Linked DNA regions of Homo sapiens: regions 1 and 3 are each linked to region 2. The links are chromatin contacts, found by Hi-C or POLR2A ChIA-PET in ENCODE. All regions are on one chromosome and are shown on one strand. The core of a region is the stretch at or near the end of the contact, and the rest is flanking DNA. Distances in the headings are between cores, read along the strand shown. Region 1 overlaps ATP6V0A4 (ATPase H+ transporting V0 subunit a4). Region 2 overlaps KIAA1549. Region 3 holds the start of ATP6V0A4 (ATPase H+ transporting V0 subunit a4).

Region 1 (2,700 bases), core at 145-2,644, 110 kb after region 2:
TCATGAGGAGAATGGAAAATAAATTCTGCTAGATGTGTGCTTACATTTAGTATGACGGGTTGCTGCTGTGTCGAGGGCTTCAGATGATCCCAGCTGAGCAGCTTCTGCAGGGGCAGCTTTCTCCTTTGGCTCAGTCCCTGCCAAAGATGAATCTTAGACACTGTCTGATGCTGAGGCATATAATTCGGGCTATGCTCTTTGAGGTTTCTGAAAGTCACCTCTGTGCTGAGGTGCTCTTGTCTCCTGGAAATCCCCAGGCCAGGGGGCATTATATTGCAAAGTGACAGGTAGTATTGGGCTTGTGAGATGCTTCGGTGGCCTCATGGCTCTCGTTAATCTTAGAGCCAGCATGTCTGTCTTACAGTGTGTCTCTTACAGAGGCCATGTGTGCTGAAAAAGATTACCCTGTTTGTTGTATCATCAAAACATAAAAATGATTCCATTAAATAAATTCTGTGTGGGCCCAATTGTCCATTCATTCCTTCATTCATTCACTTGTCATTTATTGGAGGGATTATGTATGTAAAGGGTTGTGGTAGATGTAGTAATCTCTTAGGGTTGCTGTAACAAATTACAGCAAACTGGGTGGCATAAGACAATAAAGATTTATTCTGTCATGGTTCTGGAGGCCAGAGGTCTGAAATCAAGGCGTCAGCAGGGCCGTGCTCCCTCGGAAGACCTGAAGGGAGCCCCCTCCTTGCCTCTCCCCAGCTCTGGTGCTGCGGGCCGTCCTCCGCATTCCTTGGCTTGCAAGTGCCTACTTCTCTGCCTCTGTTGTCACGTGGTATTCTTCCCTGTGTGCCTCTGTGTCTACGTTTCTTATCAGGACAGTGGTCATATGGGATTAGAGCCCATTCAAATCCAGTATGACCTCTTCTTAACCTGATTCCATCTGCAAAGACCCTCTTTCCAAAAAGGCCATATTCACAGGTATCAGAGTTCAGGACTCTTTTATGTGGACAATTCAACCCATAACAATAGGACAATGAGGAATTTAGAAGAAAAGGAAGATACAATCTCTGCCTAAGGGTTTTAGCCTCTAGCGGGGGAGATAAACTGCTCAGGAGAGTTCAAGGCCAGGTGACAGCCACAGGTCAAAGGAGCCTGCCAGAGCAGAGGAAGCTGCTGTGGCCTGTGACACTCCATTTTTGGCACCTTGTCAAACAGCTCTGTGAAGGTTCTCTGTTTTCCTGTGTGTTGTTTTTTGTATAGGTCATAACACAAACAGAGTCTCACCGCCAGCGCCTGCTGCAGGAAGCCGCTGCCAACTGGCACTCCTGGCTCATCAAGGTGCAGAAGATGAAAGCTGTCTACCACATCCTGAACATGTGCAACATCGACGTCACCCAGCAGTGTGTCATCGCCGAGATCTGGTTCCCGGTGGCAGATGCCACACGTATCAAGAGGGCACTGGAGCAAGGCATGGTGCGTGGCAGGTGGAGCCAGGAGGGGTCCGATGAGTCAGCCCCTCTGCTGGGCTCTCAGAGGGTGTTGGCCTCATGGGCCACATGAACTCAAGTGACTTGGTGGTAGGATTGCTTCCTTCATCTTTGTGTCTTCAGTTATCAACCCCACTCGAGGACATAAAAGAAATTCCTTTGTCTTTTCAGTGTTTGACAGTTGTTCACCATTTTTTGACCTTTTGTGAGTACGTATTGAGGTTTTTTTAAAAAAAAAAAAAAAATAGAATCTCGCTCTGTAGCCCAGGCTGTTGTGCAGTGGCACAGTCTCGGCTCACTGCAACCTCTGCCTCCCGGGTTCAAGTGATTCTCCTGCCTCAGCCTCCCGAGTAGCTGGGATTACAGGTGCGCCCTACCACGTCCAGCAAATTTTTGTATTTTTAGTAGAGACGGGGTTTCACCATGTTGGCTGGGCTGCTCTTAAACTCCTGACCTCAGGTGATTCGCCTGCCTCAACCTCCCAAAGTGCTGACATTACAGGTGTGAGACATCACACCCGGCCATACTGAGCATTAATGTGCCAGTCTCTCAGCTAGACTATCGTTTTGGGGGGATTTTGTCTTTTTTTTCTTATTAAAGATGGGGACCTCGCTATGACACCCAGGCTGGAGTGCAGGGCTGTTCACAGGCATGGGCATACTGCCCTACAGCCTCAAACTCCTGGGCTCAGGTGATCCTCCCATCTCAGCCTCCCAAGTGGCTAGGACTACAGGCACGCGCCACCATGCCCAGCTCCACTCTGCTAGACTGTAGATACCACCTGTTACCTCATGGAGGTTATAGTCTAGCTAGAAAGATGAATAACCAAGCATCTATAATAAGAGCCAAAATATGTAGATCGCTTGCGGTGTGTCCGAGATGGCTAAGCACTCTGTCCTCGTTGAGTTCTCACCGCTCCCTCCATTCATTCCTTAGACATTCCCTGTGTACTAGGAACGGATCTAGGGCTTACACACTGGCAGGCCAAGACCCTGCTTTGATAGACATTCTAGAAAGGGACACGGAGGCATGTCCGTGACTAATGAGATTTCAGGCAGTGATGAGTGGTGGGCAGGAAACCAAGCAGGGGACGGCGAGGGGCAGGATGGAGAGTGGGGGCTTGTTCTGATCACCGTTATTCACCCCATTGAAGGAGGGACCCCCTCCTGCCCTAAATAGTACAAGATGGCCGAACACATTACCCTGACACTGGACAGACGGGCTTGACAGCTGTTTTTAGTCACTCGTCTTCAGAGCCCAG
Region 2 (2,700 bases), core at 65-2,564:
AGTTCCTGTTACTTTCTAAATGTGGTGCATGGCTGCTCTTACAGTAGGTGGTGCTCTTGTGCTGTGTTGGGTTCTGGGGGTATTTGGGCATCTGTGGGGTTTGGCTTGATCTGGGGAGGGCTCCCCAGGGTTGTCACCCGGAGCTTTTGTAAACTGTGCCAAGTGGAGACTTGCTGTGGTGTGAAACAGATAGAAGGGGCAGCATCCCTTCTTGTCCCTTCACTTCTCCAGCCAACCTGGGCTCCTCTCTCAAAGGAATTTGTGGGGAACCCTCTCAGTCCCCCTCTCTTTGATTTTTTTAAATGATTGAGTTTTGTATGGGGAGGAACCTGTCTTCTCCTGGCTGTCTTCATTTGCCTGCTTCAGTGACTCTAGATCAGCCTTCTTTTGCGGTAGCTTTGCAGCATCGTTTTCTTCCTTTTTTCCTTAGCAGAGAGTGCAGGGATTCCTCCTCCTGTGGGTGCAGAGCAGCCTCTTCCTGGAAGACACCACCCCAGAGGCTGCTTGCCTTCAGTGGCTCCTTTTTTAAAAGATTGCCCCAAAATAAAAATCTTCCTCAGATTTTGAATTCTGAAACACTTTAAAAGATAATGCCTGTCTCAGAACTCATCTTTTCTTAGGTAGTTTATCTTTTTTTCCCTCAACTTGTATTTTAGAATCAGTGGTACATGTACAGGGTTTTTTTTTTTCATCTTCAAGCCTATACTAGGGAAGTACTATGTGTTTTTGAATTACCTTGAATTTTCCACTTTCCCCTCAAAAATATCTTCTCCTTGAGCGGTGTGTTCTCCTAAGGCCAAGAGAAATATTCCTTGGTTCCTTGTAATAAGGGTGACCATTATAATTCAGGCCTTGGTAGAAATCCAGCCAGCTGCTTGTTCTTGTAAGTAACTTTTTTTTTTTGAGACACTCCAGCTCTGTTGCCCAGGCTGGAGTGCAGTGGTGCAATCACGGCTCACTGCAGCTTCAACCTCCCCAAGCTCAGGTGATCCTCCCACCTAAGCCTCCCAAGTAGCTGGGATTACAGGCACATGCCACCTTGCCTGGCTAATTTTTGTATTTTTAGTAGAGATGGGCTTTCACCTTGTTGCCTAGGCTGGTCTCAGACTCCTGGGCTCAGCGATCCTCCTGCCTTGGCCTCCCACATTTCTGGGATTATAGACATGAGCCACCAAACCTGGCCTAAATAGAGTTTTATTGCAACACAACCGCACCCATTTGTTGGCTTGATATCAATGACTGTTTTTGCTGCAAGGCAGAGTTGAGTGGTTGTGACAGACTATATGACTCATAAAACCTAAAGTCTTTACTGTCTGGCCCTTTACAGAAAAAGTTTGATGTAATTTGTCATCCAATCCAGACACTTTTGGAAGTGTAAGGGGGTGTTCTATTAATAATGACCGTGGGACAACAGGCATAAACTGAGGTTGTCCTGGACAACCAGGCTGTCTGGTCACCCTCTTGCAACACCCACAAAGGACTGCTAAATAGGCACCAAAATCCGTAAACAGTGAAAAGATGTACATTTATTTCTGAAGACTGATAAACTGTATCTGAACACATCTATGTGTGAAACATCTATAGTCTAAATATAGATGGTAGAATATAGGAAATTGAGTAAATCCTCTTCTTGGCCTGCAAGTTCTGATAGTCTCGCCTGCAAAATGAGGAGAAAACAAGAAGGTGAAGGACAGGAAGAGGAAGTGTCCTGGCCCAGGAGCTCCTGGCCTTCTGGCAGGATTCACGGGGGCCATTGGGAATCCAAGGGGACTGTCCTTCCCATCTGCAGATCATCTCTCTCGGTATAGAAGTTTAGCCTTCTCTGAAATTCTGGCCACTGAGAATGAGATTGGCAGTGGTTATAGCCGCTGGGGACTCTGCTCAAATGTCTGAGATCGTTTCCCACAGTGGAATCTCAGTTTGTGCCTGCAGTTTTTTGTGTCACCACACTACTTGCTTCCTTGCAGTAGAGTCACATACGCAGCCACCGGAATCACCGCCAGGAACATCGCTTCTGTTTCTGGAGAAACCCTTTTACCAGTGGGCTGTTCTTCCAGACACACCCTCCCTTCTTTCCACCCGTGAGCTCTAGGTTGGTGGTACACTGCCGACCAGGCTTCCTCATCTGCTCCTCAAGAAAATCAAGAATTGGAGAAGGGCATGACTGTGGACCTTTATCCACCTCACAAGGAAAGGAGCACAGGTTCCTTCCAAGGTGACATCATCAACTAGAGGCCACCTTGGGGCCCCAGATTCTCAATTAGGATTCCTCAGTGACAAATCTCATTTAGTAGAACCTCCAGTGGGATGTTGCAGTTGGGAGAAATGGACTCATAAGCCCAAGAGTGTCATGTGCAAGAGAGGGAGGTCGCCAGTGGGGACTGCCGTGGAGAGAAGAGCACCTACCCCATCCCACGAGGGCAGTCGCTGCTTCACGGCAGTTGGTGGTTTCTGTGTTGCGTGAGGGCCTGGTCATGCCAGAGCTTCAGACTCTGCCAAGAGAACCCAGAAATCTGAGTGTTACTATGAAATTTTCAGATGTTTAAAATAATGGCTATCAATTAAAAGAGTGTGTAGGCCAAGCAAAACCTGTCCGTGGGTTGACTGTGGGGTTACTAGTTTTGTATGGTCCTCTCTCAGTTTGGAGTTAAGAACCTACTGCCCTTCACGCTGGCAGGAATAATAACTGATCACCCGTTA
Region 3 (2,700 bases), core at 25-2,524, 67 kb after region 2:
CCCTCCTCCCTTATAAGCAGAGCCAGAAGCGAGGGAGGGACTGGCCCTACTTGGGGCTATTCCACAAGAAAAGCTGCTGGGAAGACCCAACGATTCAGTGCAGTTAAACTTGTCTTCTGATTCTGAGCTCCCATCATAAGCAAGGCACTGTCGGGGTAAGTAGAAAGAAACTCAGCACTCTTATTTGGGGAGGGGTGAAGTTGGAAAATAAAATGAATGTGCTTACCATAATTGCTGACATTCACTGTGTGTGTTCTATGGGCTATTTCTAAGTTCTTTACATGAAATTACATCAATTCGTCTTGACAAGCACTATGATTGTCCCCATGAGATAAAGGAGGAAACTTGGCATAGAGAGGTAAAGTCATTTGCTCGAGGTCGCATAGCTAGTGAGTCATGGAAGCTGGACCTGGGTTCAGGCTCAGCGGCTCAAGAGTGCACGTCTTGAACCTCAACACCAACACCCCTGGCAGTGGCTACAGAAGAGAGTCTGAGGATGAGAGGGGCAGACACAGGACTTTGGGGGCAGGGTTGGTTTTGGGAGCAGGAGTGTTGCAGGGCATAGAGAGTGTGGTGGTGTTCTGAGGTGGCTGAGAACAAGATCAAAGCCAGGAGCAGAAGATGGTAACCAAGGTCCCTCTGCCGTGAGTTGCAGAACCCGGCCTGGCAGGGCAAGGCAGGGGATGTAGATCAGCCTTCCAGCCTCCACAGGAAAATGGGGAGATAACCCAGCATTTCCAGTGCCCGGGGAGGCAGGAGGGTGGGAGACAGTGAATGGCAGCCCTCCTGGCAGTCAGGTTTTGTGAAAGTCGCAGAGAAAGTACAAGGGGCAGGGAGGGATGGAGGACTTAGGAAAGGGAAGGTCAGACACAAATGTGCACAGGGAGGATTGCAAAGCACGACAGCCCAGTGGGGCTGAGAAGGAGCCTTCAGGACACAGCGGACCAAGAGATATCATTTTGGTCCCCTGATGGGTGAGACTCCAGCAAATAACTTTTTCCTTTCTTTGTGGCAAAGGCCAAGAGAGGTGGCTGCTCCTGCCTTAGCTGAGGAATTGAGTATCTGATCTCCGTCTCAGGCCAACCTAAGACCCCCCCTGCCCCAGCCCCACCTCCCACCCCCTGCCTAATCCTTCAGATGAGAAAGTTCTGTTTCCTCCTTCCTTTGCGCAGGACCAACCCTGGCCAAAGAATCTTCCCCCTCCTCCTTCTTTCCCTCCCACCTCTCTTCCCTCCTTCCCTCCCCCTTCCCAGCCTGGCCATGAATAAAGCTCATAACGCTACCTGCCGAGCAAGCCGAGTGGAGGGAGGCAAAGGCCAGGCTGAGGATCAGGGTGGCCCGGGTGGCAGCGGGGAGGCGCTGCATGCTGGAGGCTGTGCTGAGTGCCCGGTGCAGGTGAGCCGGTCCTGCGGAGTTGTGCCGAGTGCCTGCTGCAGGTGAGTCGACTCCCACCTGCAGGAGCTGGAAAGCAACTCTGCCAGAGGTGAACTTATGCTGGGTGTTTGGGGGAAACACCATGGGGTGGAGCAAAGGAAACTTGGCCTGTCACACCTTCTCTCACCTCTCTAGAAGGGAAGCCAAACCGTTGGCTGAGGAAGGAAGGGAGGGGCAAGCTGTGCCCTTCTCCCCTGAGCGCAAATATTGTCCTTATTGAGAAACAAGGGGAGGACAAGAGAGATCTGTGTCATGCTGGTTCCTGGGACATGAGTTTGCTGCCTCTCCCATCTGCAGGTGTAGCATGGATGCTCAATTCCATTTGGGCCAATATTCACTGAGCACCCACTATGCTGAAGTTGGGAGATACCTGCTGTCGAAGTGCGTTAATTACAAACACGCATCATTCAACCCCAGAACCGTGTTTGAGGAATGGCTTGGGAGGATAAAGCACTGTGGGTTTCAACAGTGGAGGCCACATCTGCTGATGGGATGCTTCAAGAAGAAAATGGCATTTGAGGTTGGGCATGGGGGCTCACCCTGTAGTCCCAGCACTCTGGGAGGCTGAGGCAGGTGGATCACTTGAAGTCAGGAGTTCAAGACCAGCCTGGCCAAAATGGTGAAACCCCATCTCTAATAAAAATACAAAAATTAGCCAGGTGTGGTGGTGCATGCCTGTAGTCCCAGCCACTTGGGAAGCTGAGGCAGGAAAATCGCTTGAACCCGGAAGACAGAGGTTGCAGTAAGCTGAGATGCTCCTGACCCTGCATTCCAGCTTGGCCGACAGAGGGAGACTCCATCTCCAAAAAAAAAAAAAAAAAAAAAAAGAAAATGGCATTTGGCCTGGGCCTTGAAGGATGGCTAGAATTTTGACAGGGGGAGAGGGGAAGATGGCATTATAGGTAGAGGGACAGATGAGCAAAGGTCCAGAGGTAAGGAAGTGTCAGAGGGTGGCTGTACCAGCAGCACCCAGAAGCGCAGGTGAGCCAAGGCATGTGAGGTGGGGAGGCAAGAGGAGAGCTGTGGGCTAAGCTTCTGCGTGCCTGGTAGAGGAATTTGAAACAAAGTCAGGAAGCAAAGGGGAAGGTTCTGTAGAGATTTTGAGCTGAGGAGTAACTTGACTAGAGCTCTGCATTCCGTCTAAAACATTTATTGAAGACCCACATGTATATAAAAGGTCTCATCCTAGGCACTGGAGACTGAGATGACTGAGACACGCCTCTTCCCCTTGAGAGCACAGTGCAGCAGGGAACCAAACCCGGAAGA

The links. A loop is a pair of places that touch in the nucleus more often than their neighbours do. ChIA-PET counts read pairs that join two places held with the same protein, here RNA polymerase II (POLR2A). Pooled maps may share reads with other maps.
Region 1: a loop to region 2 is called in a map of CD4-positive, alpha-beta memory T cell, with 8 times the contacts of the local background. The contact joins two enhancer-like sites. A Hi-C loop is called at or near these places in 14 of 168 maps with a recorded cell type or tissue (CD4-positive, alpha-beta T cell, CD4-positive, alpha-beta memory T cell, CD8-positive, alpha-beta T cell and 8 more), 2 of 37 single-sample maps with no recorded cell type and 13 of 50 pooled maps. POLR2A ChIA-PET finds 5 or more read pairs at or near these places in 4 of 52 experiments (OCI-LY7, Panc1, WTC11 and 1 more).
Region 3: a loop to region 2 is called in a map of Calu3, with 5 times the contacts of the local background. The contact joins the promoter of ATP6V0A4 here to the enhancer-like site in region 2. A Hi-C loop is called at or near these places in 1 of 168 maps with a recorded cell type or tissue (Calu3) and 1 of 50 pooled maps. POLR2A ChIA-PET finds 5 or more read pairs at or near these places in 1 of 52 experiments (GM12878).

The regions. Positions count from the first base shown.
Region 1 is chr7:138,751,350-138,754,049 of GRCh38, reverse strand. It overlaps ATP6V0A4 (ATPase H+ transporting V0 subunit a4), which reads left to right. Exons shown (of 22, transcript NM_020632.3): 11 at 1,213-1,425. Among named protein-coding and RNA genes, the nearest start is that of TMEM213, 45 kb to the left of the region's middle. Within about 2 kb of position 1,394, at least 8 of the 41 ENCODE cell types and tissues checked have a DNase peak (open chromatin) inside an H3K27ac peak, as active enhancers do.
Region 2 is chr7:138,863,430-138,866,129 of GRCh38, reverse strand. All of the region lies in intron 15 of KIAA1549, which reads left to right. Among named protein-coding and RNA genes, the nearest start is that of ATP6V0A4, 67 kb to the right of the region's middle. Within about 2 kb of position 1,314, at least 2 of the 41 ENCODE cell types and tissues checked have a DNase peak (open chromatin) inside an H3K27ac peak, as active enhancers do.
Region 3 is chr7:138,796,770-138,799,469 of GRCh38, reverse strand. ATP6V0A4 (ATPase H+ transporting V0 subunit a4) reads left to right here and starts at 1,274. Exons shown (of 22, transcript NM_020632.3): 1 at 1,274-1,436. It overlaps TMEM213 (transmembrane protein 213), which reads right to left and starts at 1,476. Exons shown (of 3, transcript NM_001085429.2): 1 at 1,284-1,476. The coding sequence starts at 1,365. RefSeq lists a silencer at 1,212-1,506.